Regions from separate parts of the Homo sapiens genome. Here region 1 is linked to region 2. Evidence: chromatin contacts called from ENCODE Hi-C or POLR2A ChIA-PET data. All regions are on one chromosome and are shown on one strand. Each heading gives the region's core, a stretch centred on a gene start or an enhancer-like site at or near the end of the contact. The rest is flanking DNA. Distances are from core to core; before and after follow the strand shown. Region 1 holds the start of CDK5RAP1 (CDK5RAP1 mitochondrial tRNA methylthiotransferase). Region 2 holds the start of BCL2L1 (BCL2 like 1).

The links. Hi-C counts contacts between places; a loop is a spot of excess contacts on that map. ChIA-PET counts read pairs that join two places held with the same protein, here RNA polymerase II (POLR2A).
Region 1: a map of posterior vena cava shows a loop between it and region 2 (24-fold over the local background). The contact joins the promoter of CDK5RAP1 here to the promoter of BCL2L1 in region 2. A Hi-C loop is called at or near these places in 1 of 168 maps with a recorded cell type or tissue (posterior vena cava). POLR2A ChIA-PET finds 5 or more read pairs at or near these places in 1 of 52 experiments (WTC11).

The regions. Positions count from the first base shown.
Region 1 is chr20:33,400,201-33,404,833 of GRCh38, reverse strand. It overlaps CDK5RAP1 (CDK5RAP1 mitochondrial tRNA methylthiotransferase), which reads left to right and starts at 3,315. Exons shown (of 14, transcript NM_016408.4): 1 at 3,315-3,406. LOC124904889 (a long non-coding RNA gene) reads right to left here and starts at 3,252. Exons shown (of 2, transcript XR_007067567.1): 1 at 3,159-3,252. RefSeq lists enhancers at 3,175-3,374, 3,515-3,604.
Region 2 is chr20:31,721,585-31,726,139 of GRCh38, reverse strand. It overlaps BCL2L1 (BCL2 like 1), which reads left to right and starts at 3,272. Exons shown (of 3, transcript NM_138578.3): 1 at 3,272-3,522; 2 at 3,792-4,485. The coding sequence starts at 3,922. RefSeq lists enhancers at 2,174-2,373, 2,143-2,897, 2,904-2,963, 2,898-3,653 and silencers at 2,404-2,853, 3,060-3,354, 3,254-3,363, 3,414-3,533.

The DNA.
Region 1 (4,633 bases), core at 2,066-4,565, 1.7 Mb before region 2:
GCAGGTGGGGAGTTAGAGACCAGTCTGGCCAATATGGTGAAACCCTGTTTCTACTAAAAATACAAAAATTAGCCGGGTGTGGTGGCGCTTGCCTGTAATCCCAGTTACTCAGGAGGCTGAGGCAGGAGAATCGCTTGAACCCGGGTGGTGGAGGTTGCAGTGAGCCAAGATTGGGCCACTACACTCCAGCCTGTGTAACAGAGTGAGACTTGGTCTAAAAAAAAAAAAATACTTGTCTCAGGTCTGCTTCTGGGGAGCCCAAACTAAGACAGAAAGCAGTCATTTATTCATTCAACAAATTTTCATTAAGCCCTTCTATGAGTCAGACCCTGTGTAGATCATGGGGATAAAGCCATGAACAAGACACGACGTGTCCCTCCCTAGCTGATAGTCCAGGGAATAGGCAATGATAAGAAAATAAGTAATGCCAACATTTTGAATAGTGACAAATATGGTGAAGAAAATAATAAGAGAAGTGATAGAGTAGTTTATATGAAGTGGTCAGAGAGGGTCTCTCTGAAGAGCTGATATTTATGCTGAGACCTAAAGGATGAGAAGGGGCCAGCCACGAAACAATTTTGGAGAAGAGCATTCCAGAAAGATAATAGTAAGAAGAGAAGCTCTGTGGGCATGGTGTTGCGTGCCTGTAATCCTAGCTACTTGGGAGGCTGTGGCAGGATAATTGCTTGAACCCGAGAGGTGGAGGTTGTAGTGAGCCAACATCACGCCATTGCACTCCAGCCTGGGTAACAGAGCAAGACTCCGTCTCAAAAAAGAAAAGAAAAAAAAAAAAGGACAGAGGGTCTGAAATAAACATTTGCTTGGGTTATTGAAGGAGCAAGATAAAATTATGTAGTTGAAGTATAGTCAACTAGAAAGAACACAGTAGGAGAAGTAAGTGGTAAGAAGTACATGGGTTGGAGAAGTAAAAGTAAGCAGGGGGCCAGACATGGTGGCTCATGCTTGTAATTCCAGCACTTTGGCAGGCTGAGGTGGGAGGATCACTTGAGGCCAGGAGTTTGAGACCAGCCTGGCCAACATGGCGAAAACCCATCTCTAGTAAAAACAAAAATCAGCCGGGCGTGGTGGTGCTCGCCTCTAATCCTAGCACTTTAGGAGGTCGAGGTGGGCGGATCACTTGAGGCCAGGAGTTTGAGACCAATCTGGCCAACATGGTGAAACCCTGCTCTACTAAAAATACAAAAATTAGTTTGACGTGGTGGTGCACGCCTGTAATCCCAGCTACTCGGGAGGCTGAGGCAGGAGAGTCGCTTTAACCTGGGAGGCGGATGTTGCAGTGAGCCGAGATTGCACTACTGCACTCCAGCCTGGGCGACAGAGTGAGTGAGACGTCGTCTCAAAAAAAAAAAGCAGGGGCCACATCATGCAGGCCCCTAGGATACAGTAGGAAATCTGGATTTTATTGCACGGGCAATGGAAAGCTCTTAAGCTTTTTGTTTTTGTTTTTTTCTTTTCTTTTCTTTTTTTTTTTTTTTTTGAGATGGAGTCTTGCTCTGTCGCCCAGGCTGGAGTGCAGTGGCTCGATCTTGGCTCACTGCAATCTCCGCTTCCTGGGTTCAAGCAATTGTCCTGCCTCAGCCTCCCGAGTAGCTGGGACTACAGGCACGCGGCACCATGCCCAGCTATTTTTTATTTTTTATTTTTAGTAGAGACGGGGTTTTACCATATTGGCCAGGCTGGTCTCGAATTCCTGACCTCATGATCCACCCACCTCAGCCTCCCAAAGTGCTGGGATTACAGGCATAAGCCACCGTGCCCGGCTGTTTTTGTTTTTTTCTTTTTCAAGACATGGTCTCATTCTGGTACCCAGGCTGGAGTGCAGTGTTGAGGTCATGGTTCACTGCCGCCTCAACTTCCCTGGCTCAAGCAATCCTCCCTGCCTCAGCCTTCTGAGTAGCTGGGACCACAGGTACCCACCACCATGCCGGGGTAATTTTTGTGTTTTTTGTAGAGATGGGGTTTTATCATGTTGCTCAGGCTAGTCTAGAACTCCTGGGCTCAAGCAATCTGCCCATCTTGGCCTCCCAAAGTGCTGGGATTACAGATGTGAGCCACCACGCCCGGCCTGCCACGGAGAGTTTTCAGGAGAGGGGTGATATAATTTGATTTAATAAAACAAACACAAATTCCCTTAGGCTATGTGTGGGAAACTGTTCTCAGGAGACAAGGTGACCATTAGCAGGCTACTGTGATTGTTTCTGATGAGACAATGGTGGCCTGGGTAGTTGTAGCTACCGAGTAGACAGATTTGACATTTTGGAGTTAGAGTTGACAGGGCTTACTGACAGATAGAATGTGGGGATCCAGGGAGGTGAAGAAAATGACCATTCAGTTCCTCCTAGTGCACCTGGAAGGATGGTTGGGCCATTTACTGAGATGGGCCAGAATGACAGGTACAGGTTTTTGGTGAAGGTGCATGTGTGGAAATGAAGAGTTCTGTATAAGTTAGAGATGGTCATCAGACACTCAAGAAGGGGTGTCAAGTAGGCAGCTGAGCTATGGCTCTGGTACTGCAGGGAGGGTCCAGCTGGAGATGTGAATCAGGAAGTCATTAACCTACAGGGCAGCACCCTCCAATAGAAATAGAGCGTGAACCTCTTAGGTGACTTAAAATTTCCCAGTAAGGACCGGACACGGTGGCTCATGCCTACAATCCCAGCACTTTGGGAGGCCAAGGTGGGAGGATGGCTTGCGCCTAGGTAGGAGTTTGAGACCAGCCTGGGCAACATGGGGAGACCGGTCTCTACAAAAAAATTAAAAAAATTTTAGCTGGGCGTGGTGGCGCCTGCCTGTAGTCCCAGCCACTTGGGAGTGTGAGGTGGGAGGATTGCTTTAGCATGGGAGGCGGAAGCTGCAGTGAGCCATGATCACACCATATTATTTTTCCCCCTGCTAGCCACATTGAAAAAGTAAAAAGAAACAACAGGTGAACTTAATTCAAATATTTCTACCACCATAGCTACAAATAAAAAAAACTAATTCAACAAATGTACTTATTTAATCCAATATATCCCAACAATTATTGCAGCACATAATCAATATAAACATTATATATATGAACTATTTGACACTATTTGACATTTCTTCTTCCACATCCAGTGTATCTGACATTTAGCGCACATTTGATTTGCACTCACCCACTTTGAGGAGCTCAATTGCCGCTTAAGTCCGTGGCTAGTGGCTGCCCTAAAGTTCAGCACCGCCACGGAGCTTTGGGTCCACCCGGACTGTAAAAAGGAAGCACTTCCGTTAGCATGACCCGGCCTGAAGTAGCGGCGGAACGGAAGTCGCTTGTGTATGAACGCAGCGGCGGACCTGTGAGGGGATCCGACTTGCCGGCAGAACTTACGCTGCGGGACCCCGGGCACTGTTGCTGCTGCGGGAGGTGAGCAGCGCGGCCGCCGGGGTGGGCTGCGCACCCGCTTTTGACTGGCGCCTGGGGCAGGAGGGGCCGCGGATCCCGGGAAGCGCACGGTGTTCAAGAGGGAGGATGGCACGGTGGTTATGGCGTGGGGCCTGGCGTCAGGCTGTAGGGGTTCGTACCCTAACCCCGCCGCCTAACCCCGTGTGACCTTGGACAGGTCACCTCCACTTCTTTCAAGGCTTCGCTTCGCCACCCGTGAAGTGGGGTTGACAGTACAGCCTGCCTCACAGGGTTGCTATGAGGGTTATAGGTAATAATTCGCGGAAAATGCTTTGCACCATGCCTAACGCATTGTAACCAGCCAATAAAATGTTTGGGATGTTGTACGCTGTTGTTCCAGCCTCATTGCCGACTGTCAGAATTAATTTCGAGCCTCCAGAGAGGCTTCTACATTGCGTTATGCAAAGCATTTTGCTTGTATTATTGCATTTGATCCTACGGTAGGCTTATGGAGATAGGTGCTATTATCCCCATCTAGAGGCTCCCAGAGTTTAAGACAGGTGCCTAAGGTTTAGCTGGCTTGGCAGCAGTGGGGTCAGATTCTGACTCCAGGGTCCATACTTTTTTTTTCTTGAGACGGGAGTCTTGCTCTGTCGCCCAGGCTGGAGTGCAGTGACGCGATCTCGGCTCACTGTAGCCCCTGCCCCGCGAGTTCCAGCGATTCTCCTGCCTCAGCCTCCTGGGTAGCTAGGATTACAGGCGCATACCACCACACCCGGCTAAGTTTTGTATTTTTAGTGGAGTTCATACTCTTAACCAGGATGCTCTAATACTCTCTGTGAAAGGGGGTGTGGGCTGTAAATGTGCAGTTAGTGAACGCTTACTGTATCTCAAGTTGGGTTTTTAATATCTTATTCTTAATAACACTTATGGGGTGGTAGGTGCTGCTTTTATCCTTATTTTACACATGTGGAATTGGCGGCTCAGAGACAGAAATTTGTCTTGCCAAAGGTCACACAGCAATTATGGAGTAGAAAGGGGCGATTTTAAAGTTCACACTTTAAGGCTGTTCTTCTCTGACTCTTGAAACTGGGTTGGCATTGCTCCTAAGTGCTAGTAGCAGATGTGGCAGGTCATCTCATTGGAAAGGTAATGGGCCACATCTGCTCTTTACACGTGTATAGCAGGGTTCCCCTAACCCTAGGTGGTAGAATGGTACCTGTCTGTGGCCTGTGAGGAACCGGGTTG
Region 2 (4,555 bases), core at 2,023-4,522:
ATAAATTTCTTCATGTTCTTTCTGGTTTAAAAAAATCTTTGCTGGCTCCTCTGGTGCTATTTGATGTGCTGCTCGCATGGATACACATTTATATTCCATCCCCTCTCCACCACTCCCCTCAGCCATCCCAATTTATTTCCAGGACACCATGGGCTCTCACGCTGGGCTGCCAGGCCTTCGCTCAAGCAATATCTTCTGCTTAAAATGCTCCTACATCCTTTCTCACCCAAGCAAAATTCTATTCTTTTGAGGGCCAGTTCAGTAAAGCCCCTATCTGTGGACAGAGTTTATCTGCCCTCTGCTGGGCTCCCAAAGCACACTGAGGCTTCCATAATGATAGTTTTCACATTGAGATAATTGTGGCACCATAGGTTCAAAAATGTAAATCAGACCGGGCGCGCTGGCTCACACCTGTAATCCCAGCACTTTGGGAGGCCAAGGTGGGCGGATCACGAGGTCAGGAGTTCGAGACTAGCCTGACCAACTGGTGAAACCCCGTCTCTACTAAAAATACAAAAATTAGCCGGGCGTGGTGGCAGGTGCCTGTAATCCCAGCTACTCAGGAGGCTGAGGCAGGAGAATCACTTGAACCCAGGAGGCGAAGGCTGCAGTGAGCCGAGATCGCACCACCGCACTCCAGCTTGGGTGACAGAGCAAGACTCCATCTCGAAAAACAGCAAAAAAAATGTAAATCAGAGCCAGGTGTGGTGGCTAATGCCTGTAATTCCAGGACTTTGGGAGGCCGACATAGACAGATCACTTGAGCCCAGGAGTTTGAGACCAGCCTGGGCAACATGGGGAAACTCCATTCTCTACAAAAAATACAAAAATTAGCTGGGTGTGGAGGTGCGAGCCTGTATTCACAACTACTGGGGAGGCTGAGGTGGGAGGATCACCTGGGATGGGGAGGTCGAGGCTGCTGTGAGCTGAGATCACACCATTGCACTGCAGGCTGGGTGACATACCCTGTCTCAAAAAAAAAAAAAAAAAAAAGGCCGGGCACGGTGGCTCATGTCTGTAATCCCAGCACTTTGGGAGGCTGAGGCAGTCGGATCACCTGAGGTCAGCAGTTTGAGACCAGCCTGGCCAAAATGGTGAAACCCTGTCTCTACTAAAAATACAAAAATTAGCCGGGCGTGGTGGTGTGTACCTGTAGTCCCAGATACTAGGGAGGCTGAGGCAGGACAATCACTTGAACCTGGCGGGCAGAGTTTACAGTGAGCCAAGATAGCACCACTGCACTCCAGCCTGTGCAACAGAGCAAGACTCCATCTCGAACAAACAACAATAACAAAAAAAAAAAAAAAAATGAGGAAAGAGTTCAACAGAAAGACCACCTGAAAAAGGGGTAAACAATATGAAGAAAATTCACCAATACAAGATCCACCACCCTCCAAAGAAAGACTAAAAAATATGACAAATTGCTCAACTTCATTCATAATAAAAAAAGAAATATGAAAGTGCCTTCGGTTTTTACCCATCTAATTGGCAAGGATAAAACATTTGATAACACACTGTGTGGTTCAGGGTGTAAGGAAATTGGCGGGGCGCGGTGGCTCACGCCTGTAAACGATTCTCCTGTAAGCGAGTCTGCTGCCTCAGCCTCCCGAGTAGCTGGGATTACAGGCATGCGCCACCACGCCCAGCTAATTTTTTGTATTTTTAGTAGAGACGGGGTTTCACCACATTGGCCACGCTGGTCTTGAACTCCTAACCTCAGGTGATCCGCCCGCCTCGGCCTCCCAAAGTGCTGGGATTACGGGCGTGAGCCACCGCGCCCGGCCTGTCCTATGGAGTTTACAATTAATAACTCTCTTAATCATCACAATAGCTCAACGAGAGAGGTTGGTACTATTACCCATTTTACAATTGAGGACATTGAAGCACAGAGCAGTTGAGAAACTTGCCTAACTAGCAGAGTTAGAATCCAGACAAAGTGCTTAACCACAAGGCGATGCTTCTTCTATATATAAACTGACGGACGGATGAAATAGGCTGATTGACTGATGAGTGACTGACTGACTGACTGAATGAATAAATGGAAATGTGATTATAAATGTTGATTTTTTGCGCCTCCCGATTCCCCAGATCTACCGCGAGGGGGCGATCTCTCCCCGGTCCTGATGCCAGTCACTCAAGGCGCGCACTCCCTTTGCGTCTCGGGCTCGCGCGCGTTGCCGCGGCACCGGAAGTGACTGAGCTTGCAAGTTCCCCTGTCTCTTCAGGGGAAACTGAGGCCGGCTTGTTCGGGAGAGACGGCGCGAGCAGTCAGCCAGGTAGGCCGGCAGCCAGGTAGGCCGGCCCGGGTCCGCGGCGCGGAACTCGGCCGCGAAGAGCTCTTGCGTCTGGAAGCTACCGGGCCGATGAAGGGGGATGTGGCCCCCCACGGCTCGCGGGGCTCGCAGGTGAGAGCGCCGCCTCCCCTGTGCGTGACAGCCGTTGCGCCCAATAGGAGCCTTCGCCGTCCCGCTTCCGTGCCGGCTGGGCTCGCTGATTGGCTGCGCTGGGGCGGACCGCCGGGGGCGAGGCCCCTCCTCTCAGGAAGGTCTAGGGGGCGCCCCCGGGGGAGGGCGGTTGCCTAGCAACGGGGCGGTGGCTCGGCGGGTACCCGGCCTAGTGAGCTCGAGAAGCCGCTAGGCCGCAGCCGGCCCACCCTGGGCTCCGGAGAGGTGCAGCCCCCGGCCCCGGAGCCCTCCCGGGGGCGCCAGAAAGCCACTTTGGGCCTGTCCCCAGGAAAACGTGGTCTCAGCTGTGGGGCCGTCGAGCAGGCCTCGACCCCTCTTCCTGACCTGAGGAGAGGCCCAGCGCCTCACCCTCACCCAGTCTTTGTGCAGGGCGCCGGCGGCCATTGTGTCCGGGCGGGGAATGGAGGACCCGGCAATCCCCAACTGCCACGTTCTGGGCCTTTGGGGAATTCAGAGCAAACCAGCGGCATTTGTTGGGGGTCTCCGGCCTTCAACATCACAGACAGGCCTGGGGGTGGCCTTCCCAAAGTCAGATTGCAGATCTGAGGCAGTTTCCCCCTCCCTGCGTCCCTCACTGAAACCTTGAACCCCATTGAGAAGTCCCTTTAGGGTTTCGGACGCCTCCACCTCACCCTGGGCTGGTGCTTAAATAGAAAAAAGAAAAACAAAAACCAACTAAATCCATACCAGCCACCTCCGGGAGAGTACTCCTGGCTCCCAGTAGGAGGCGGAGAGCCAAGGGGCGTGCAAGAGAGAGGGGGCTGGGCTCCCGGGTGGCAGGAGGCCGCGGCTGCGGAGCGGCCGCCCTCGATCCGGGCGATGGAGGAGGAAGCAAGCGAGGGGGCTGGTTCCTGAGCTTCGCAATTCCTGTGTCGCCTTCTGGGCTCCCAGCCTGCCGGGTCGCATGATCCCTCCGGCCGGAGCTGGTTTTTTTGCCAGCCACCGCGAGGCCGGCTGAGTTACCGGCATCCCCGCAGCCACCTCCTCTCCCGACCTGTGATACAAAAGATCTTCCGGGGGCTGCACCTGCCTGCCTTTGCCTAAGGCGGATTTGAATGTAGGTGGTGCGGGGGAGCGGGAGTGGGGCGGGGGGGACTGCCCAGGGAGTGACTTTCCGAGGAAGGCATTTCGGAGAAGACGGGGGTAGAAAAGGCTGGTGGGAGATTCAGAGTCCACTGGTGCTTTCGATTTGACTTAAGTGAAGTATCTTGGAACCTAGACCCAGACCTTCGTAAGACCCACAAAGAAACCAGTTCTGGTACCTGGAGGGGGAATGGAATTTTTAGGGTAAATGGCATGCATATTAATTATTTTTTTTTCCTGAAGCTCTTTCTCTCCCTTCAGAATCTTATCTTGGCTTTGGATCTTAGAAGAGAATCACTAACCAGAGACGAGACTCAGTGAGTGAGCAGGTGTTTTGGACAATGGACTGGTTGAGCCCATCCCTATTATAAAAATGTCTCAGAGCAACCGGGAGCTGGTGGTTGACTTTCTCTCCTACAAGCTTTCCCAGAAAGGATACAGCTGGAGTCAGTTTAGTGATGTGGAAGAGAACAGGACTGAGGCCCCAGAAGGGACTGAATCGGAGATGGAGACCCCCAGTGCCATCAATGGCAACCCATCCTGGCACCTGGCAGACAGCCCCGCGGTGAATGGAGCCACTGGCCACAGCAGCAGTTTGGATGCCCGGGAGGTGATCCCCATGGCAGCAGTAAAGCAAGCGCTGAGGGAGGCAGGCGACGAGTTTGAACTGCGGTACCGGCGGGCATTCAGTGACCTGACATCCCAGCTCCACATCACCCCAGGGACAGCATATCAGAGCTTTGAACAGGTAGTGAATGAACTCTTCCGGGATGGGGTAAACTGGGGTCGCATTGTGGCCTTTTTCTCCTTCGGCGGGGCACTGTGCGTGGAAAGCGTAGACAAGGAGATGCAGGTATTGGTGAGTCGGATCGCAGCTTGGATGGCCACTTACCTGAATGACCACCTAGAGCCTTGGATCCAGGAGAACGGCGGCTGGGTAAGAACCAAGCCCCTTGTGTGTCCCTTTTCTTTGGCCTCTGGTCAGAGATCCCCAACAGCCCTTCTTC